Linked DNA regions of Homo sapiens: region 1 is linked to region 2. A link is an interaction called in ENCODE POLR2A ChIA-PET data of the cell type or tissue named here. Cell type or tissue: Panc1. All regions are shown on one strand. Links, peaks and the distances in the headings refer to the core of each region. The heading gives the core; the rest is flanking DNA. Region 1 has its middle 320 kb from the start of LINC02058. Region 2 overlaps LOC105379082 (a long non-coding RNA gene).

Region 1 (12,338 bases), core at 3,179-7,178, 600 kb after region 2:
TATGCCCCATTTGCCAAGACAAAAGAGCTATTATTCAAAGGAAAAAAATATTGCTGTAGCAAGCACAGTAACTTTTAATATTTTCACTGCTGAACTGTCAAAATGTGAACATTCCCACCCCCTTAAAAAATGAAAGTATGGAACTATCGCATAACCTTCACTTTTATAGTAAGAGGTTTTCAGAATATGACCAAAAAAACATAGCAATTTCAGCCAGGTCATAATTTAGTATAAAATAAAACAAGACATTTAAACCCGAGGAGGAAAAAAAAATCTGAGAGTGGTAGAACTATCCAACTATGTGTGCAATTTCCTTGTGCTCAAATTGCATTTTCTCCCTTCAGTGTTATACTGAGCAGGGTCTTGCCCTCTAGATTAGAGACTTTTGCATTAGAGGAAACTAGGTTATGTCTTCCACTGTCAGAGACAGAAATTATGAGCTGCAGTGCATTTTAGCCAGTCACTCTGAAAAATGTTTGCCCAAGGGGGTAATAATTAGAACTGTTTTTGTCAGGTGACTGCATTTTAAGCAGTGATGTGTCTGAGAATCTAGCTAAGGGCTTTAATATAAATATGAATATTTTTTTCAGTCAGCATTGTGGCTTGATTTTTTTTTTTGCTTTGCTTTTTATTTCAAAAGTAAGCACTTTTCAGGAATTATCAGCTAACATGTCCTACAGTTTAGCACAATGGTGACCCAATAATATAATAGCCAGCAGAGAATGATACCCAAGCAGCCTGAGAAGTTAATGCATAAAACGATAAATGAATTCATTTTGAGATCATCATGCATTTATGGACACAAATAATTACTCTGTATTGATTGCTTAGAGGAGTCTAAGCCCAAACATAAAATGGTTTTACTTCTAAATTATTGTTTTACTTATTTAAGTAGTTATTTAATGCAGTTTAATATGGTAGTTCACACTAACATAAATAAAATATATAAAAATACAATTGATGCGCTTTTGGATTACTTCAAAGTGGCTTGACACCTCTGGGGTCAAGACCCCATGGCTGGTGGGTTATCTAGGAGTTCTGTATTATTTATTAAGTTGTCCAAATCTGAATATAACCTTTTTAGACAAGAATGGATCATTTTAATATTCGTTCCCATTACAAAAGCATTATGGAAAGATGGGGATGGATGGAAATAATCTCATATCCTTTGGCTTATAAACTTTAATAAAGACTATCCTTTTGTTCCTACAATAATCCTATGTTTGCAAATAAATGAATCACTTTCAATTATGAGCTTCTCGGAACAAAAGGTCATGTTTTCTGTAGAGTCTTAAGAATACCAAATCCCATCCCCATCAGAGTGTAAATAATGAATAATTACAAAATGAAACTTTCCTCCTGAAAATTAGCTTTAACTATGTTATATCACAGGAAATAATAAATAACAATAATTTGAAAGTAATTAATTTTCTGAGACTATTCTACTTTATATATCACAGACCGTTTGAAATCTTTTATTTGTTTATTTTTAGAGACTGGGTCTTGCTATGTTGCCCAGGCTAGAGTGCAGTGGCTATTCACAGGCACAATCATCACACACTACAGCCTTGAACTCCTGGCTTCAAATGATCCTCCCACTTCAGCCTCCTGAGTAGCTGAGACTACAGGCTGGCACCACTGCACCCAGCCTGAAATCTTAAACTTTCTATTCTAAAAAGGGTTCAATTGGAAAAATGTTGTTGACTTTCATTATAACCAATTATGTACTTATAAGTAGTACATCTTTCATAATATCAGAAACATGACATAACAAAGAATAAGCTTCTACAGTATGAAATCCCCCCACTGCCATGTAACTCACCTTATCTTGCTTTGTGTACCCATGTTTTAATCTTCCAGTTTGAACTTCAATTTCTTCTTTTTTTAAATAAAAAGGTTGATTAAAACTCTGTACGAAAGCTGATTCTCTCCCTCTCAGGTGATCTTACCTCCTTCTCTCTTTCCCAAGATCCTCTCTGGGTATAAAAGGATAATCCTGTGTTCTCATGGTGATGGTGAAAGGGCCTCTGACTTACATACTAGCATCTGGGTCTTTGCTGGCCTCTGCTGGTCTGTTCCCCTCTGTATCAGGTTATCGAGCACCCTGTTCTAGTGTCCAGTATTTTGTGCTTTGTACTGCCTGGTGCGTTGGGGATGTGGAAAGGGGGAAGTGGGGGTCATGGTAGCAACTATTCCCAAAGTCCTTAGATCCTGCGGTAACCTCCTATATCACATTCCCTGTACTCTGTGGCATCCATGTCCCAACCCCAGGCTTCTTGCATTGCACTGATTCCCTTAATAATAGGAGACTCCAGAAATTATGAAATCCCTAGATAACCTCATGGGCCATGGGCAGCCAGGGGCATTATTTAATCCACTTGACTAATGCTTCCTTCAGCATTTCTAATTGACCAATCATGTGCTGCCATATTGGTGTTGTACCATGATAAACATGGGACTTCTTCAAGGAATTTGAAAAGTTCTCAAGATAGAAACTGAAGCAAGTATCAAGCTTAACCTAACCCCTCCGCTCATCTATGAACCCCACAATTTTAACTAGATTTTTCTGTTAGCCTTCATTTTACTCCAACCCAAAGGGTTTGAGCCCTATTAAGCATACATTTGACGAAACTCTTATCTGACCCCTTGCCATTCATATGCCTTTTCTGTTTTCCCTCTTCTCAGACCCTTCTGACTAATTTCCTTTCTCTTCTTTCAGGAGCTGTCGCTATGTTACATCTTGCTCCTTCCCTTAGTGTAACTCACTCTTCCCTTCACTGCATCATAGTGATGGAGAGTTTCAGGAAAATTAACAGATTATTAAAGACAGAAGAGACAATGAGATGTGATCTGGAGGGGGTGTTATCTCCCGGCTCCTCCTTTGTTCTTCTCTGCCTTTTTTGTACCTCAGGGAAAGGGAGCCAGCAAAGCTGTATTTCCCAAGTTCCCTTGACTTTCTGTTAGATTTTGCCAGTGGAAGGCAGGCACTGGAAGAAAACTGAAGAAAGAAAGAGGCCATTTTATTCCCAGCTTCTAATGGCAGTTTCAGCAGCCGTAACAATGATAGGTATATGTGGCTCCAAGTTCTACTCAGGTAACCCAATTTCAACTTCGGCAATCTCACCTGCATATGGAGTCTAGGTAACACTACTTTCTCCTTTGGATTTCTAGGCCTATGGGTAGTAGTGCCTTAATATAGGTACTACTTTCTAGATAAACTTACTCAATCAGTGCCCCAGCCCTTCCAATACTTTGAAACTAATTCACTGTATTAACTCTGAAATTCCTCAGTTGGATTATGTTTGTGTGATTAAACACAGGAAATATGTCAATCATATGATCTCTATTACATTTTTTAAAAGTCTACCTGTAGAAATATTATTAGTTCCTTTTTGTTAAAACCATGGTTGAAAAGTATTTGAAGAAGACTTCTAGAGTAGTATGTATTAACCATCAAGACTGTCTAAAGAGAATTTTCAGTCTTATAAGGTAATTACTCTACTAGGGCCTAAATGGCATCTATAGCCATTTAGAAAACAAGAAACATTCATTATTATGACTCATTTTTTGGCCATAAATTTCTGTAAGGCGTGGACTGCCTACACTTTTTATAAATTTTCTTTGTGTTAAGGAAGGAATACCAAGTAATTTTCTGGAGTCTCATTGCTTTCTGGCCCTTCTGACTTCCCTTGCCATTTTGACCCACATGTGGAAATGAGAATTACAAAGTTTTGTCTCTCTTTCCCTACTCCACCTAGCACCACACATGCTGCCACTCACTTACTTCAAATTCCTTACTTTGAATGAATTAAAGTCCAGCAAGCTAGGATGCCTGCAGTAATGGAGGAATGCTGTAGGCCAAGGACTCCAAAGACACAAATGAGGTATACACACACACATGCGCACACACAGGCATTCAGTTACCCATCCATTTTCCTTCTAAACCAGTAGCCCATTAAGTACAGGAACAGGTTTACTTTTTTATCTTTGTATCTCTAGGTTTGTTTTTTTCCCAAAGTCAAAAGGTATGTGAATAACTTTTAGAACTTTTATAGAATTAGACCCATAAACTTATAAAAGTAAAAAGAGCAATAGAAATCATTCCATTCTACTAATGATTATCTCTATTATAACATATCATTCCTATCATAATTTTTTAAATCCTCCTAATTTATCTGTGAACGCCTTTAAAGGAATGCCTGATTTGTATCTTACCATCCTGTGTTTAACGCAGTGCTTAATACACAGGGAACATTCAATAAATGCTTGGTGAAAAGGAGTAGATGAATGAGTTAATGGCTTACTGAATTAATGAATTACTAAGGAGTCAAATATCTTGTCCAAGAATGCAGCGCATAAGTAGACTAACAAGGCTAAATAACACCTAAATGATTCTAAGTTTTCTGATCCCAAGTCCAGTGTTATTTTCACAGACCTTCTTCTGAGTTAACATTTTTAGTGTTTTCTCATAAAACAAGTTTTAATCCTTTTGCCTTCAGAATAATGTAGAAGTGTGGGTGAAATAAGGAGAGATGCTGTTACACTTGTCGAAACAAGGCAAACCAAAAAGAAAGGTCTCGGTACCTAGTACCAGGTTCAGAAGCAACAGTGAAGTCTCCAAGACCAACTGGAGGAAGAATAATCAGGCATGCATGATAGGGAAACAATACTGAGCACAATTACCCTGCAAGCTCAATTTCCAATGGGGTCACTCTGTGCCTGTTTATGGAAAACGTATCATACATAATCAGCTACAAGCACTGAACTTTCATCAGAGTAGAGATAAGTTCAATATCTGTCTACATTATCATTATTTTTTCCCAAGAACAGTATATTCCACTCATATGAACTGTATAAAAGAACCCATAAGATATGAAAGTGCTCTTTCAGAATATGATTGCTGTAGAAGCATCACTGATTTTAATGTATAATGTTTAGGAAAAATGTATTCAATTGTTTCTCTCTCAACATGTTTCATTTTTAAAACAAAAAAAAGAGGGTAAACAAATGTCATTGAAAGATAGATACTACTAAAATTCTGTTACAAAAATACTTCAGTTCCTTTGTTTTTTATGTTAAATCCAACTGCAAATCACAAAACCACCTCATCTAAGACCCAAAACAAAATTGTATACCCGTATTAATACCCAAAATTTTTGGTAGAAAATTAACACACCATAATGCTTAGGGAAAAATCCTGATATGCCACCATTTGGTTACATTAGTTTTTCCCAATACGTGATGGAGTAGAAATGTGACACTTGATATTATCACTGATGGTTAATTCTGTGAACATTTTAATATTTTTCAGACATCCCAAGATTTATATTTTTCCTTCCTCAAATGAAAGCAAGAATTTAAATACCAAGTCTTTCCATTCTTTTGAAAAAATAAATGCTATAATATACCTCCCAAGGTTAATCTCTGTCCTTGCACCTCCAATGAATCTATGGCAAGAATGTTTTTTATTGCTCTGCCATATCTAAAATTGCTTAGTCCATACTCTCTTAGACACATCATTTTTCAAACTCAAACTTCCAAGTTTCATCAGAAAAGAGCACATTACACTAAATGCAAAGCAAATGATTACTAGCTCATATTCTAGGGATATATGCATTCTTTGCCAAACAAGCAAGCCCATGTGTTTTAGTTTGAAGAAAGAATCTTGCAGCAAGCAAGCACTCTTAATATACCATAGACTTTGAATGATTCTTTGGCAAACTGTAAAGTAGTTTGTTCTGGAAATTGTATCAACCATGGAGCCCCTGCCCTCATCATTTGACTTGTAATGGATATAGTTCCAAATAAATAGTTTACATTCCCAGCCTTGGCTTTTTTTAAATCTCCTATTAATTATCAGCCTATTGCAGTCTGGCTTCTTTCTCCCTACTCCAAATCATGCTAGAAGTAGGGGTAGAAGAAGCCTTTTATGGATAGAATTTGTTACCCCAAAATTCATATGTTGAAGTTCTAACCCCAGGACCTGTGAATGTGACTTCATTTAATAATAGTGTCTGCAGATGATCAAGATAACTGAGGTCATTAGAGCGGGCCTTAATCCAATCTGACTGGTGCCCTTATAAATAGGGGAAATGTGAATGCAGACACAAACATGCATCCAGGGAGGGCACCACAAGGAGATTAAGTCAGAGATCAGAGTGATTTAGCTACAAGCCAAAGAACACCAAAGATCACCAGCAAATCACCAGAAGCCAGGAAAGAGGCATGGAACAGATTCTCCCTCACAGCCCTCAGGAGGAACCAACTCTGCCAACACCTTAATCTCAGACTTCTATCCTCCAGAACTGTGAGACAGTGTCTGTGGTTTAAGCCACCCCATTTGTGGTACTCCATTACAGCAGCCCTAGTCTAATACAAAGCTTCTGTTCTAGAAATGAACAGACCTGGGCTTTGCATCCACCTTTTCACACAGTGAAGGTTTCCCAGAGTTTCATCCTCAGCCTCTTCTCCCCGGGAAACCCCACAGCCTCCATTGTCATCTTGAGGCCAAGTGCAGTAGCCCCTCCTTATATGCAGTTTTGGTTTCTAGGGTTTCAGTTACCCATGGCCAACCATGGCCTGGAAATATTAAGATATTTTGAGAGAGAGAGAGAGCAAACATTCACAGAACTTTTATTACAGTATGTTGTTATAATTGTTCTATTATTCATTATTATTGTTAATGTCTTATTGTGCCCAATTTATAAATTAAACTTTATCACAGACATATATGTATAGGGAAAAAAACATAGTACGTATAGAGTTCAGTACTGTCTTTTGTTTCAGGCATCCACCAGAGGTCTTGAAACATATCCCCCAAGAATAAGGGGGTACTACTGTATTTCCATATCTCCATGTCTAGCTCTAGCCTCTCTTCTTTGATTCAAAAATGTATTTGTGACTGCTTGGTCAGTATCTCCAGGTGATTTTCTTGCAAGGATCACAATCAAGTTTACCCCAAGCCTTCTGCTGCTTCTGGGTAAATGGCTATCTCATCAGTTAACATCACCACCCACTCAGTAAACCAAGAAAGAAAGGTGAATTACATTTAACATTTCCTTCTCCTTCAGTCATTGTATCAAGTAGTTCCAATTAAACCTACCTGTGAAAATTTCTTGAATCCATTTCATCCTTTCCAGGCATACTGCTATTTAATACTGTGTTGGTTTGAACACTATTACTTGCTCCAGCTTCTTCATGAGTCTTCTAAAGATTCTGCCTACCACCAAACAACTCTGTGCTTTTTACCAAAGTCATTTTTCTACACAGTGCCTATTGTATCTTCCCTATTCAAAACCTTTGTTTTTCCACTACATATAAAACCAAGGTGAAACTTCTTATCAAACCACATTAGGTCTTTCAGAATCTGATTTAATCCTGACATTCCAACCTCATCTTCTGCCACATCCCACCTGCGTCCAACCCCATCTGAAGATGCAGGAGGACTACACTTCTCTGAACACTTGAAGACACTCACGGCTATGTGACTAATTTTGGCCAATGTCCTGTGACTCATTGCCACATATATCACTTTCAGGCCAGAGTATTTAAGGGTCAAGATGAATCCACTAGCACTGTCTTTCCTGATACAGCAATCACAGAGGAGGCTCTATGATAATACCAGAGAGAAGGTCCCTGAGACACTGCATGGCAAACCGTTGCTAAAGAGTGAGCAGACTTGCAGCCAACTTTGTATAAATAATAAATAAACTGTAAAGATGTTAAGCCACTGAGATACAGGAGAGGTTTGTTGCTGGTACATAAACTAACTTACTTTCTGTCTGCTATACCACCCATATCCACCAATTTTTTATACTCCTATATAATATGCTTTGATTCACATGTTAAACTGTGTTGGTTTTACATCAAATTGCCACTTGTAAGTGTATTTTGTGGCACTTTCAGTGTAGTGATATAGCATATGCTTTAAGAAATTTTAAAAATAAAAAAATCAAAGAGTATTATGCATGCCATAAAGCTCAGTTCAGTTTCTTCTCCTCCCTGAAGGTCATCCTAAATTTCGCCTCCTCCCCAGTTTCTCACACTCATCTTTTTCTGCCTTCTTATAAGAGTTGTTTTTTATCTTTGGTGTCTCACCTTATCTTATGGTTATTTATTCATCTCTTTTCCGTTCAGTCACACATTCTAAAAAAACTGTAAGCTCCTTAAGGTCAGGACCTGTATCTAACACATTCTTTAATCCTCCTAAGCACTTCACACAAAGTGCAAGCCCATTGTCTGTGCTCTTCACGCATTGTCTATGCTCAGTAAATGTGCATTGGATGAGTTCAGTTGTAGAAAGTAATAAATGGATTTTTTTTAATAAATGCACCACCTCTCTGGAAATCCACAGTGCTCACATTTTGTGTTACGAGCTCATTTTAGAGTGATTGGATGCCTTTTATTGGCTAATGTCTGCCATGTGGTAATGTCTTCATTTGCTGAGTTGATGTTCCAAATCTTACAACTCTTAGTCATAATTATTAGTTTTTCCCCTGATTTTGTGCTTCATTGAGGTTTTAAAGGGTAAAATTAACCTCCCAGCTTTTCCTCCATAAATTTATAATTTCATTGTGATTTCATTGCTAGATTGGCTTCCATTTCAGAGATTTGTCCAAAGTTTAGGTGATTATGTGTCTGTTGTTTTTCTCTTCTCTCCAATGCAGTTATTTCCTTACAATCTAACTTGCTCAACTGCATAGCAATAGATACAGCAACATGATGTGGAATTCTAAATACTACTTACTTAGAAAAGATAAATCTTAAGAGAAATGAGACATGTTTTTTCACCTGTGTTAAAATTATATGAGAATTTATGAAAATAAAGACTCATTCCCATAATATTCTTCCCTGCTCTGGCATCTGTTTACCTGGACATAAGTCAATGTTTTCTGTGGAACACAACATTGTAAAATGTACATTAACAAGTTCTTAAGGGATATCATAAGCATAAAATCTGTTTAGCTATTCAACAATATGGAAATTTGATTGTTTAACTTGAACTAGAAATGTATGGCTTCAATTTCACTAAAGTTATATATAATTACATAGATTAAGACATGCATTTGGGAATTTATTACTTCTCAATATTGGTAAAGCTAACATAGACATTAGACTCATAAACTACATAATTGCTTGTAAATAGATACCTTGTAAATAGATACATTGTAGGTGAAAAAAATCATTTAAAGGGTCAGAAAATTATGTCTGGCTGCAAAACTACATTCGAATGTGTCACAGAACTTCTTGAGACTCTCTGGGGAAAATATTGAAATACTAATTTTTACCTCACTTGCCTCAGTTGCTTGTCCTTTGTAAAAATAATTTGTAAAAGTCTGCCTCCCTGTCCATCTTTGAATCCCTCCAGTCCTAACACCTGGCTCAGCCAGCTACCACTCCTATAGTTTTCTCAAACCGTGGACCCAGTGAAGCCCTGCAAGGCGTAAATGACCCTGGGCCAGTCAGGAGCTCAGCATCAAGCAGATCTTTTTTCAGGTCTTCTAATAAGCAGACTTGCCCTTTTGTTTGTAATAAAGACTGTGTCTCATACTTCATGTTAGTAATCTTATTCCATTGCTCCCAAGTCTGCTCTGGTTTGCTGCCTATTAAGTGAACTAGTTGAGTGATTTTTTCAAAGTGGGTCCCCCAAAGCATCAGCAACACATGGAAACTTAAAGAAATGCAAATTCTTAGGCCCCGCCCCAGATTTAGTGAATCAGAAACTCTGGGGGTACAGTTCAGTAACAGGTGCTTTAACAAGCTGTCCAGGTGTTTTTGATGAATGTTCAAGTTTGACAACTAGTGGGTCAGTTTTTTGGCTTTAATTCCTCTTATTTCCATGTGCCTCTCTGCTCTCTTCCATCCCATCATCAAGTCCTCACCCTAACAGGGCAAACTTCTTTTGGAAAGTAGAGAGGGAGCAGGAGACATTTTTACGCCCGATTCAAAAGCATGTGACTTTGGGAAGAGAGACAAAGGTTGAAAAAGGAAGGGTAGTCTGTTTTGTTGTCCAATAATACACTATGGAAAAATGTAGTAAATGCAGCTGTAATAAGTGAAAAAAAAATTGTTAAGGGAAAGAGATGCTCAAAGTTAGGATGGTACTATCCCTGCCCTGGGTATTTTTAGAGGGACACCAATAAAAAATATACTTACTTTTTTGGTGGCTAGACTGTGTTTCTTTCAATTCAACACTGCAGAGATAAATATAGAAACCAAGTTAATATTCAGGTTTTACAAAGAGGCGTCCTGCCCAGTTCAGTGTGTTATGGGACAAGAACAGCATGGGACAAGCAAAAACGAATCAGCAACTTCATTCTCTATCCCTCTGCCTCTCTGAGCTATTGTTCACTCAATTATCCCCACTTCTTTATTCACCCTTCAGCCTCCCTTCTCCATGGTTCCTTCTCCCTCACTATGCAAACCTATGAACATTATCACCGTAGGACAAAAAAACAAACATCGCATGTTCTCACTCATAGGTGAGAATTGAACAATGAGAACGCTTGGACACAGGAAGGGGAAACATCACACACTGGTGCCTGTCATGGGGTTGGGGGATGGGGGAGGGATAGCATTAGGAGATATACCTAATGTAAATGATGAGTTAATGGGTGCAGCACACCAACATGGCACATGTATACATATTTAACAAACCTGAACGTTGTGCACATGTACCCTAGAACTTAAAATATAATAAAAAATGTATAATTTTAAAAAAAAAAAAGAAAATGAACTAGGAGGAGGAGCCAAGATGGCCGAATAGGAACAGCTCCGGTCTACAGCTCCCAGCGTGAGGGACGCAGAAGACCGGTGATTTCTGCATTTCCATCTGAGGTACCGGGTTCATCTCACTAGGCAGTGCCAGACAGTGAGCGCAGGTCAGTGGGTGCGCGCACCGTGCGCGAGCCGAAGCAGGGCGAGGCATTCCCTCACTTGGGAAGCGCAAGGGGTCAGGGAGTTCCCTTTCTGAGTCAAAGAAAGGGGTGACAGACGGCACCTGGAAAATCGGGTCACTCCCACCCGAATACTGCGCTTTTCCGACAGGCTTAAGAAACGGCGCACCACGAGATTATAACCCGCACCTGACTCGGAGGGTCCTACGCCCACGGAGTCTCGCTGATTGCTAGCACAGCAGTCTGAGATCAAACTGCAAGGCGGCAGCGAGGCTGGGGGAGGGGCGCCCGCCATTGCCCAGGCTTGCTGAGGTAAACAAAGCAGCCCGGAAGCTCGAACTGGGTGGAGCCCACCACAGCTCAAGGAGGCCTGCCTGCCTCTGTAGGCTCCACCTCTGGGGGCAGGGCACAGACAAACAAAAAGACAGCAGTAACCTCTGCAGACTTAAATATCCCTGTCTGAAAGCTTTGAAGAGAGCAGTGGTTCTCCCAGCACGCAGCTGGAGATCTGAGAACGGGCAGACTGCCTCTTCAAGTGGGTCCCTGACCCCTGACCCCCGAGCAGCCTCACTGGGAGGCACCCCCTCAGCAGGGGCACACTGACACCTCACACGGCAGGGTATTCCAACAGACCTGCAGCTGAGGGTCCTCTCTGTTAGAAGGAAAACTAACAAACAGAAAGGACATCCACACCAAAAACCCATCTGTACATCACCATCATCAAAGACCAAAAGTAGATAAAACCACAAAGATGGGGAAAAAACAGAACAGAAAAACTGGAAACTCTAAAAAGCAGAGTGCCTCTCCTCCTCCAAAGGAACGCAGTTCCTCACCAGCAAGGGAACAAAGCTGGATGGAGAATGACTTTGACGAGCTGAGAGAAGAAGGCTTCAGACGATCAAATTACTCTGAGCTATGGGAGGACATTCAAACCAAAGGCAAAGAAGTTGAAAACTTTGAAAAAAATTTAGAAGAATGTATAACTAGAATAACCAATACAGAGAAGTGCTTAAAGGAGCTGATGGAGCTGAAAACCAAGGCTCGAGAACTACGTGAAGAATGCAGAAGCCTCAGGAGCCGATGCGATCAACTGGAAGAAAGGGTATCAGCAATGGAAGATGAAATGAATGAAATGAAGCGAGAAGGGAAGTTTAGAGAAAAAAGAATAAAAACAAATGAGCAAAGCCTCCAAGAAATATGGGACTATGTGAAAAGACCAAATCTACGTCTGATTGGTGTACCTGAAAGTGATGGGGAGAATGGAACCAAGTTGGAAAACACTCTGCAGGATATTATCCAGGAGAACTTCCCCAATCTAGCAAGGCAGGCCAACGTTCAGATTCAGGAAATACAGAGAACGCCACAAAGGTACTCCTCGAGAAGAGCAACTCCAAGACACATAATTGTCAGATTCACCAAAGTTGAAATGAAGGAAAAAATGTT
Region 2 (12,338 bases), core at 5,395-9,394:
AGGACACTTTCTGCATCTATCTTAGAACTCAGTCCAACATGTCACATCACCTGTTTCTAAACCTCAACCAGATGTCATCTGAATTGGATCAAAATTATAACCTTTACCTAGGAATGTGTACTTAACCATGACACATTTTACATAGGGTACCAATAAATCATTTCATATAAATATTACTTTTTTCTACCTTTTGACAAAATTATTGTTGTAAAGTTGAATACCTTCAGAAAGTAGTTTCTTAGAGGCACAAAACCACTAAGCTACCTTTAAAAGTAAAGCAATAACTAGAAATAATTTACCCTTTTGTACAGAGTACTTCTATGTTATGAGAAGCTATGAGAGTTTGGGAAAAATGATAAGGTTCTACTTAATACTCTGTGTACAATGTAAATGTACTAAAGCAATTTAGAAAAACTCTGGCAGGGGGAGATAGGGCAAGGTATCTTATTCCCGGGGTTACAACATAATATTATTATACTAAAAATGTTCAGTTTTCTGCCCCCTCCCCCAAAAAAATTAAAAGGCTTGCAAAGAAACAGAAAAGTGTAGCTTATAGACAGGAAAAAAAGCAATTAATAGAAACTGTCCCTCAAGAAAGTCCATGCATTGGATTTACTAGACAAAGACTTTAAATAAGCTATTTTAAATATTTTCAAAGATCCAAAGGAAACCATGTCTAAGAATTTAATAAAAGTATAAGAACCACATTTCACCAAGTAAAGAATATAAAAGAGATGTAATATATATATATGCATACATATGTATATATATACACATATATAATACATAGAGAAAGAAATTCTAGAGTTAAAAATTACAAAGATTGAAATGAAAAATTGTTTACTGGTGCTCAATAGCAGATTAAAGCCAGCAGAAGAATAAATCAGTGAACTGGAAGATAGGTCAATTGAAATTATCCAGTCTGAAAAATAGAAAAAATAATTTTTAAAAATATGAAAAGAGGTTAAGATACTTGTGGGACATCACCAGGCATAACAACTTATATATAATGTGAGTCCCAGAGATGAAAGAAAAGGGACAGAGTATTTGAAAAAAAATGACTGATGAAAAACATTAATCTGCACATCCAAGAAGCGTAACAAACTCCAAATGGGATAAATTGAAAAAGAATCTCAATATAATAATCAAACTCTTAAAGACAAAAAGAAAGAAAGAATCTTAAGAGCAGTGACAGAAAGGTGATTCAACACATACAAAGGATTATCAATAAGATTAAGAAGTGATTTCTCATCAGAAACCATGGAGGCTAGAAGGCAATGGAGTAACATACTCAAGGAATCAAAAGAAAAAAACCCGTCAATCAAGAATTTTATACATAGCAAAACTCTTCTTCAAAAATTATGAAGAAATTTAAACATTCCCAAATAAACTAAAACTGAGTTTGTTGCTAGTATATGTGCCTTACGAATTGTTCTTCAGGCTTAAATAAAAGGACAATAGACAATAACTTGCATCTATATGAAGAAATGAACACTGGTAAGGAAACCAGCACAGGTAAATATAAAGGAATATAATATATAAAAGACAGTATTAATACATTTTTTAAAATCCTTCAGCAAAATTATGTGATACAATATTCACATTCAAAATTTAGATGTACTTCTATGTGATAGCAATGAACAATTTGAAAATAAAATTAAGAAAACAATTCAATTTATTAATTATTAGTATAATACTTAGAGACAGACTCTCTCGCTCTTGCCCTGGTTAGAGTGCAGTGGCTCAAACATAACTTACTGCAATCTTGAACTTCTGGGCTCAAACAATCCTCCCACCTCAACCTCCTAAATAGCTGGGACTACAGGTGCACACCACCACACCGAGCTAAATTTTAATTTTTGGTAGAACCCAGGTTGATCTTGAACTCCTGGTCTCAAGTGATCCTCCTGCCTTGGCCTCCCAAAATGCTGGTATTACAACTATGAGCCAGCCCAATTCCATTTATAATAGCATCAAAAGGAAAAAATATACTTAGGAAAAACTTAAACCAAGTAAGTGCAAGATCTGTACACTGAAATTTATAAAACATATGGAAAGATGCCCTTTGTCAGTAAATTTCAAGGCTTACTATTATTAAGATGGCAGTATTTCCCAAATGATATACGGATTCCATGCAATCCTTACCAAAATTCCAAGTGCCTTTTTTTCCAGAAAGGACAAGTGATCTGAAAATTTATAATGAAATCCAAGTGATGCTAGATAGCTAAGACAATCTTGAAAAACAAGAACAGTTGGAAGACTCACACTTCCATATTTTGAAACTTACTGCAAATCTACAGTAATCAATACTGTGTGGTGCAGGCATAAGGTTAGACATATAAATCAATGGAATAAAATTGAGATTCAAAAAATGAACCCATTCATCTATATTTAATTAATTTTCGACAAAGGTACCAAGAGTATTCAATGAAGAAAAATAAATTTTCAACAAAAGGTGTTGGAAAAACTGGATACTCTTGTGCAAAAGAATGAATTTGTACGAAAACCTACTATAATAAACAAAAATTACCTCAAAAAAATCACAGACCTAAATGTAAGGCCTAATACTATAAAAATTTTTAGAATTAATAGGTATAAATCTACAGGACTACTGATTTGGCAAAGATTTCTTAGATATGACACCAAAAGCACAACAGACTAAAGAAAAAATAGATAAATTAGACTTCTACCTAAACATAAAATTTTGTGCATCAGAAGACACCATTACTAAAGCAAAATGACCATAGAATTAGTGAAAATATGTGTAAGTCATCTATCAGATAACAGTCTAATATCCAAAATATAAAAATAAGTCTTACAACAGAAAGAGAAATAGCCCAATTATAAAATTGGTGAAGGACTTGAATAGGCCTTGATTCAATGAAGATATGCAAATAGTCAATAACACAAAAGTGCTTAACATCATTAGTCATTTTGGAAATGCAAATCAAAGCCACAGTGAGGTACCACCATACACCTCCAAGGATGATTATTTTAAAAGAGAAAGAAATAAAAATTGTTGGTGAGGATGTAAAGTTGGAACCATCATTGCAGGTGGGAATGTAAAATGGCGCAGCTGTGGAAAACAGTTTGGTAATTCCTCAAAAAGTTAAGCAGAATTACCCTGTGTCACAGCTATTCTTTTTCTCTACGTATATACTCAAGAGAATTAAAAACATATGCACACAAAATATGTATACAAATGCTGGCAGCAGCATTATTTCCAATATGCAAAAAGTGGAAACAATCCAAATCTCCATCAACTAATTATTGAATAAATAAAATGTGGTATATCCATGCAATGGAATATTATTTAGACAAAATTAATGAGTACTGATACATGCTACAACATGAAAGAAACTTGAATGTATTGTACTAAATTAGTCACAAAAGACTACCTACTATATAATTCCATTGATATGAAATGTTCAGAATAAGTAAATCCGTAGAGAAAGAAAGTAAAGAATTGTTTGACAGGGTAGAGGGGAATGGGAATTGGTCGTCATTGTTAATGGATATAGTGCATCTTTTAGGGGTGAAAGAATTAGTGGTAATGGTTGCACAACACTGCAAATACACTAAAATCCACTAAATTGTATAGTTTAAAATGGTGAATTCCATATTATATGAATGTTTTCTCGATAAAAACGATTGAAAAGGAATTATGGAGCCTCCATCCACCTGGATTCCCAAGTGACTATGAAAAGCAGAATCTTCTTGTCAACCACATAGAGAATAAAGGGGAAATTGAATTTGTTTTGAGCCACTGAAATTTGGAGTTGTTGTGTTACCACAGCATAAATCAGTTTACCTTACTAATGCAGCTAATGAGTAGGAAATGTCTACAAATTACTTTAGAAATCCATGCCGTTTGTTGTGTGCGCATGTCATCCCAGCTACTTGGGAGGCTGAAGCAGGAGAATCGCTTGAACCCTGGAGGAAGAGTTTGCAGTGAGCTGAGATCGCTCCACTGCACTCCAGCCTGGGAGACGGAGTGAGATACAAAAGCATCAAAACAAAAAAATAAGTTCATGCTGTGTTAAAATCTCCAAAGTCCAATCACCTGACAGTATATAACTACCAATTTCTTTAGCCTTTTAAAGGGCAATCCTGGTTTGAGATCAACTCTATATGTCATTGAACATATGGAACTATTTAAAAGTGCCATAGAACTTAGTGAAGACTGTAAAACCAAAAAACAATTAGATATTCAGAAAATAAATCTATAAGGAAATATTTGTTAGATGTTTCCAAACTTTTATTTACTTATTTATTTTCCTTTGACATTACTTTTCTCATCATCTTAGAGGACCAAAGCAGGAAGGTTAGAAGGTAACTACCTTCTTATACATCAAATCATTTCCTTTTGCTATTTTGAAAAGTAAACCTTTCAAATAATCCTAATATCCTTAATATTGATGTATGAATATCACTGCATCACATTTAAGGTGAATAAAATTGATGCAAATTGAAATTGCAGCAGGTTGGTGAAAGGCTTACTATATATGCATCTACTGAACTTCATATTTTGCAAATCACTTTATAATTTCAAAAATATATCCTTTTTCCTACTTCCAAAATCTTTACCTGTCACAATAGTACTATTAACACACTATTTGTTTAAATTTTTCTAAGAATTATCAAAGATGTAAGTGTGTTTATGTTAATTATGTGAGATTCACATGAGATTGATTTTGTAGCTTAATTTCCCCCTTAAGGCTCACAGGAAGATTTCTTCTTGGATTGTATATATGTAGATGAGGATTCTATGCCTCAAGACCAAAATTATGTCCCAGGTTTTTCATATATCCTTGAAATGGCTTTGCTAGTGTCACAATTTTTATTCCCAACAAATAAAATTTTCTATATCTGCCATTAGTATCCTAAATTATTGTTGTTGTAGTCATTTGTTTGAAAAAGCAACTGTAATGAGATATTTAAATATAAATTTGCAGATAAATCAGTTTGCATCACTCTTTTGCTTAAAACACTTCCACGTGCTTAGACTAATATCCATAAAACTTAACATGGTCTACACAAATTTGTGTGTTCTGGCTCCTGCCTGTACTTCTGATCTTACTTTCCTCCAGAATCATGAGCTCATTCAAGCTTTAGAGCCATCTCTTTTCTAGTACATTGTTACCTTCACTCCAGATTTCACATGGTTGGGTCTCACCTTTGTGATCTCAGTTCAAGTAACACCTCTTCAGAGAAAGAATTTTCTCTAACAATGCCAGGAAAAATACTCCTATTACTTTAAATAACATTATACTGTTTAATCAGATTAATTTCTTACATAAATTTCCTGAGTTATTTATTAGTTTACTTGTTTATTGTTGGCATTAATATTATGCCTCTAGAATAGAAGTCTATGAGAGCAGATGATGTATACTATGTGCCTTGAAGAATGCTAAAATTGTGGAATGAAGAAAATACATGAATAATGCCTTGGATAACTCTGACATTAGGTGTGATGCTCCCCACCCGACTACCTAACACATGCATATCTTTGCACACAACGTTCTCCAAGTTGTTCAGCAACTCCTTTGTCAAGATTAATCTTGGACATTCTCAGATTAAAGAAACCTCTACAATCCAAGTCACTTCCAAAAATATATTAATAACCATTTATTTGTACCATTCAATATTGTGCAAATAGTCAAAAAAGTCTGATTTCGGACCATGGGTTGTTGCATGGAGTGTGCTTGTTTTCCTGGACCTCAGTGAGCATTCTCTATGCTTGTCTAAGGGCAGGATTTGGCCATGTGTGGTTAGTTGATTACAACAAACATATGGGGAAAATGGCTGAGAATGCTCAAATATTGAAACCATATGTTACTGCATAGGAAACTATGCCTTATTAAAACACAAAACAAAAACTGAGAATCCAGCTAGAAACATACAGTTCAGAGCTTTTGCTTTCAAAGCTTAACAACACTCAATTTATTAGACTAAAGACTTTCTTTTAGATTGAACAGAACCTTTACATCTCAGACCAGCTACTTAAATAAAAATATTTCCTTTGACTACAGAAGGTTACAAAAATCAAACATCTTGCATAATTTTCAAAACTGTTTAAAAGTGCCTTAAATCCTGTGAGATTTTTAATATTCTGTTTTAAATGCCATGAGGACTTCATAGATTTTATATATACTGTTTATATAAATGGGATGTTTTAACTATTTTTCTCAATTACTGTCATACCATCTTCATAGGAAAATGGTGCAGACAAGGAACTTGACTGTCATACTTAGAAAAGACATTAGTCTTGTAATTAAAGACTTAGAAAATTTAGATCAGAATAGCATTTGTACCAGAAGTAATGCTGGGTATCAGTGGAAGACCTTAGACTCACACACATTTTCTTCTGATCCTCAGATGAACCTTATTACTATCCTTCATCAAATCTAACATGCTATTAAATATAAAATACACCACCATTAAGAAATAAAAAATGCTGCCAATTTAAATGAAATAATGCTAAAATATAATATAAACTCTTGATTTCAAAGAGTTTAAAATGTGAAAACATATGCATGTTCAAATCAATAAAGTATGGTGGTTATACAAACTTGAATTTTGGCTTAATGTCTTAAAATAAAATATAAAATATAAAGCACTTAAAGAAATTTAAAAAATGTTGTTTTGGTGCTCTCACATTTTCTTTTTCATTTTGATGTCTGTTCTCTTAGCTAAGGAGCTCAATGTTTCCTCCTTATTTTCACCCCACACCACCACCCAGCCCTCTCCATACTCACACAGCCCTGCCTGCAGACAGTCCTTTCTGAGCTTCCTATTCCAGGTAGGGCCAGTACTCCGGAGTTTTCCATTTAACTTCCTCCCTCTTTATTGCCACTGTTAGATATTGATCTGGTAAATTACTGTGAGCTGGGAGATTTGATAGTCAAAGATAACCATGTTAGCATTTTAACAATGTTTGCATTTTAACTGTGGAATCCTAGATTCACAAATTTTAGCCCAAATAAACCAGTCTTTTACAGTGTGTTTTGAAGTATAATTGCAGGCTACATTTTGAAATATACAGACATTTAATCCATGCAAATTATACCCTCATTTCCATTCATATATATAGGGAGGCAATATATTATAATACAAACAACATGACGTTTATGACTCACTGAGACCTTGTTTTAACATGCACTGTGTAATCTAGAAGTTGCTTAACATCTCTTAATTTTATTTTCCTCATTGTTAAAGTGAAAATCATAATAAACACATTTCATAAATTGTATAAGCATTAAAAAGATACCAATTATGTAAGATATTTTCTAGTATATAAAACTATTCTCCAACAATGTAAAATGATATATAGTGATATAATTATATAACATATAAGCATATATTATATATATATGCATATGTTTTTGACCTATATAATATATGCATATGTGCATTAGTCTGTTCTCAGGCTGCTAATAAAGACATACCCAAGAGTGAGTAATTTATAAAGGAAAGAGGTTTAATTAACTCACAGTTCAGCATGGCTGGGGAGGCCTCAGGAAACTTACAATCATGGTGGAAGGGGAAGCAAACATGTCCTTCATCACATGGTGGCAGCAAGGAGAAGCGTAGAGCAAAGAGGGGAAAAAGCCCCCCACAGAACCATCAGATCTCATGAGAACTCACTCACTATCACAAGAACAGCATGGAGGTAACCGCCCCCGTGCTTTAATTACCTCCCACCAGGTCCCTCTCAAGACATGTGGAGATTATGGGAACTACAATTCAAGATGAGACTTGGTTGGGGACACAGCCAAACTATATAAACATCTAACAGGTAAATATGTATTCATATATACATAGTTTCTCTCTTTTGAAACCTCCATCAAATTGTCAAATTATGCCTAAGTAACATTAAACACCTAACCTCTACTAACTCTACTATAAATCACGAGCTGTCATTCTTGATGGTTTTCTATCTAACTTTGCATGTGCTGTTTGTGCACACATAAAAATCTTCACCTAAGGATCTAGGCAGCTATAGAACTATTTCGTGTCATGTCAATTTTTTGAAATAATTTTATTTGTCCTTACATAAATGAAATCAATTATCTATATCACTAATGTATTTTTGAGTATTTGGTCATTATGCTTTTCTTTCTATGTGATTTTTCTCTTTTATCATAATTCAAAACCGTATTGCTTTAGTAATAGCACAGCCCTACAATGAGATTGTCAGACCTTACGAATCTGTTGATTTATGAATTTCTCTGATAATTCTCCTCTTTCCTAATTTGCTCATTTCCCTCTTCCCTTTATTCTCCATGTCTTCTGTTTAATTTTGCCTTTAAAAAAAAAAATTGGAACTCCCTTCTCACCTTTTCATCATCTCTCTTCAAAATTCCAAGGTTTCTTCTCTTAGTCCAGACTATAAATCCAATGAACATGCATTTATTTCTAACTTGCATTTTTAGATAATTAAGATTAAAACATATTTATGGATTAAAAATTAATTTTTGTTCATCCCATACTTAACTGTATCTTTCCTTATAAAGTTCTATAAATAATTTTTTCAACATGTTTATGTTCTCTGAAATCTGAAACTTTTTAAACAAATATAAATGCTAAACATTTTAAAAGAAACATGTGGTCAACTGTAGCAAACTTCTACTGCATGGAAATCCCACTACCTATGGAGAGGTTATTAGATATTGAAACACAGGGTGGAATTTCCAGAAATGAGGGAGATTGGTTTTGACCAGAGACAATAATCAGAGTTCCCCCAACCAACCTGGCTGCTCAATTGCTCTCTTTGGAATTGGACAGAATAAGAAGAGAGCATAGGACACAGGTTTAGAATGTGATTTGATGGGTGTTCTAGTATATATGGAGGTAATATGATGTTTAGTACAGCTAAAGGAACAAAGAGAAAAATGTGAGTATGGATGTAAATGTGTATATATATCTACAGTTTTACCATCCTGCTTTCTGAAGTATCACTGATACTTTAAGGCTCAAACTGGTAAGAATAAGCTGACTAATAATAAAGGAAAATACCTTGGTATATTTTTATGTATGTTCTTTAAAAAACATACTTTAAAAAACATTTATTTATAAACTTTGTTTATAAATAAATAAAACCTTTCAGCTTTCTCTGTATCTAAAACTATATTTGCCTAATTATCAAATATTTTAAAACAGTTTTTGGAAAGAAGTGTAAGTCAGAGCTTTGTCTGCTAAGTGACATAAAAAGCTGTTTGAGAAGACAGGATATATCATTTTTTAAGTTATATTTTAAATATGGTGAAATTTAAATATCTGCAGTATATTTAAATAAATACACATAATAAGCAGACAGTGATGTATTATCAGAGCTGGAGGAATAAGACAACAAAGCAGGTGATGTAGGTTAGGGAGGCATATATCTAGTGTTGAAATTCAAAGTCATGAGGCTATATGAAGTTTTTAAAGACAAGAGACTATAGAAAGATTGACAGGGAGTTAATAACAGAACTTGGGCAAGTATTCACATTTGATGACAAAAACATAGAGGAAAAAGTCATTAATTAGAGAAAAACTAAGACTATATATGCAATAGGAAGAAAAATGAAACATTGTTAAGTAACATTGGAAAAAAACAAAGCACGAAAAATGCAAAGAGAATGGTAGTGGCCAATGGTCTCAGATTCTACTGTGAAGTCTAGAGGAATGAATATTGAAAAAATATAAATGGACTTGTGATTGGTGACCTTGGGGAATTCAAATTCAATACAATTGTTGAGGTGAGATAATACGCTTAGGAAGTAAAGGAATTAAGGAAAAGAGAAATAAGATGGAGGAAGACTGCATAGTAAAGTGAAATCCTTTTAAAAATGGACAATACTGGAGAACTATGTAGACAATGGTAAATGTTCAGTGGTTGGGGGGACTTCAACATTGTAGAAGGAAGAGGGTAATTGATGGAGGAGAAAGGACAAAATTATGGACTCGACAGTCAGTTTAAATGTTAATGGAGAGTTCCTGAGTGTGTAGGAGCAGCTGCTGACAGGAGCTAAGGATATGTCAGTTTTAACTAGCACCCCTAGGCAGAAGAGTCCCAAATACTGTCTCTTGACTTGACCTCTTCCCTGAACTCCAGTTGAGTGGGTGGGCTTGTCACTCAGGGAAACACCACAAGTGATGCAACCATGTTCCTATCCTCTTCATTCTATTATTAGTCTACAGACACACATCTTTTTCTGTCTGCCAATTTGTCTCTGTTAGCTTCACCATACCCGTACTTTTCTTTTCACACTTGCCTCCCAAAAATACATGACTTAATACATTGACAGTGTCACTGCATGTGATTTGAAACCTAGAACCTAGAAAAGGAAAAATGTTGAATGGATCAATGAACAAATGAATGGATGGATACTATTCTAGTCCTTTCTTACGCAGGAAGGAAAAAGAAATAACTTTTCTGCCTTTACTGCCAGATATATACAAAAAATATATTGTATATTCATTTGTAATAAATGCTAAGAAGATCAATAATGCTCAATGAGACCATCGAGAACTGTAGACTGCAGGAGCTATTTTCTATTGGTTGATCAGGAAAGGCCTCCATGAATAGCTGACATTTGAGCCTAAAACTAAATGAAATGGGAGAACAAACTACACTTGATACTTGGGGGAAGAGTTTTGCAGGTACAGGGAAGACCGACTGTAAAAGTCTAACAGTAAGAATATACTTCGCCTGTCTGAAAACCAATGTTCGCTTGATTAAGAGGCTGGTCTTCATGTGAGGAGGAAAATGAGACCAGAGAGACAATGGAAGCCCAGATCATGGAGTGCCATTTTGACCAAGATGTAGGTTTGCTAGATTTAGGAAATAAAGACACAGAGTATCCAGTTAAATTTGAATTTTAGATAAACAGCAAATATTTTTCATATATCTATGTCCCTCATATTGTATCACACACAGGCATTAAAAAAGTATTTGTTGTTCATTTGAAATTCATATTTAACAAGGTGTCCTGTATTTTATCTGGAAACTTTAACATGGTGACATCTTTGCATTTTACTCTGACAAGGAATTGTGCTGAAGTATTTTGAATGAAGAAGTAGAATAATTGCTTTTATGGCAAATAAATAATAAAGTGGTGAGGATAATCACATGAAGACTTGTGAGGGGGCTATTGTTACAGTCAAGGCAAGCTTGCCAGAGCGGTAGTGGAGAAGAGAGGGTAGCAGTATAAAGTAGTGAGGAAGTTACCAGTAGTCGAAGTGACAGATTAGATTTGTGATGAAAAAGAAAGAACAGAGTCAAAAATTATTCCAAGATTTATTGCCTAAATAACTAGGAAAACAGAGCTGACATTTCCAGAAAGAGAGAAGATTAGAAGAGGAAAAAAATTTATGCATAAGATCAAGAGTTAAAATTTTTTATTGATGTATATTTTCCCTACTATAAATTTCATCCATTTTAAGAATAGCATTTCATGATTTTTAGTAAATTTAGAGTTGTACAACCACCAATACAATCTAACTGCAGAATATTTCCAGCCCCCACTCGAAAAAAAATTCTTCTGGCCCATTTGCAGTGATTCTGTATATCCATGTTAGCCCCTTGGCAGCTACAGAATTACTTTCTATCTTTACAGATTTGTCTTTCCTGAATGTTCCATGTAAATGGAATCTACAATATATTGTCTTTTGTGCCCAGTTTCTTCTACTAAGTATTATGTTTTGAGGTTCATCCATGTTATAGCATATATCAACTCTTGGTACCTTTTTATTGCAGAATTGTATTCCGTTGTATGGATATATCACTAATTGGATTGTTTCCAGTTTACAGCTATTATAAATAATGCAACCTTGAACATTCATGTACAAGTCTGCATATAGATGTATGTATTTACTTCTCCTGGGTAGATTCCTTGGAGGAAAATTTCTGGGTTATAAGGTAAATTTATGTCAATAGTTTGGTTTTGAATTAATCTCCAGTAGAGATTTTGAGTGGGTACCTGCCACATGGATCTGGAGTTCAGAAAAAAATGTAAATGTAAAATTGGAATTTAACATCACAAACATGATTTTAAAGTCATTGGGCTGAGTAAGGTAACATAAGTAGTGAATGTAATTAGAAAAGAGAAAAAGTCTAAAGATTCACTCCTGGCACACACTAATTTAAAGGTTAGGAGAGAAGGAAGTTTGATGAAAAGAGAAAAAAAGGCAAACAGAAAAAGGGTCCAAGCAGGTACTTTTTGTGTCCTATCATATCTCCTTGAGCAAGTTTTAGGCTCAGCTGAGCTGTGGTGGACAGTTTCAGTACATGCTAACAACCTTCCAAGTTTTTCTGCTTCACTGCCTCCAGATTTCTTCCAAAGTAGAAAAGC

Evidence for each region. ChIA-PET counts read pairs that join two places held together with the same protein. Peaks named below come from ENCODE experiments on the same cell type or tissue, not always from the same donor. Only the 100,000 strongest peaks of a DNase experiment are listed, where the experiment ranks them.
Region 1: POLR2A ChIA-PET joins it to region 2 with 5 read pairs; 1 of 35 experiments calls an interaction of 5 or more read pairs at or near these places.

The regions. Positions count from the first base shown.
Region 1 is chr5:93,250,298-93,262,635 of GRCh38, forward strand. No RefSeq gene overlaps it. Among named protein-coding and RNA genes, the nearest start is that of LINC02058, 320 kb to the left of the region's middle. In Panc1, for the core only: no CTCF peak of the experiment used is centred there; no DNase peak of the experiment used is centred there; H3K27ac peaks cover 2,759 bases.
Region 2 is chr5:92,647,139-92,659,476 of GRCh38, forward strand. The region is part of intron 2 of LOC105379082 (a long non-coding RNA gene); the gene reads right to left. Among named protein-coding and RNA genes, the nearest start is that of LINC02058, 290 kb to the right of the region's middle. In Panc1, for the core only: a CTCF peak has its summit at 7,678; no DNase peak of the experiment used is centred there; H3K27ac peaks cover 3,466 bases.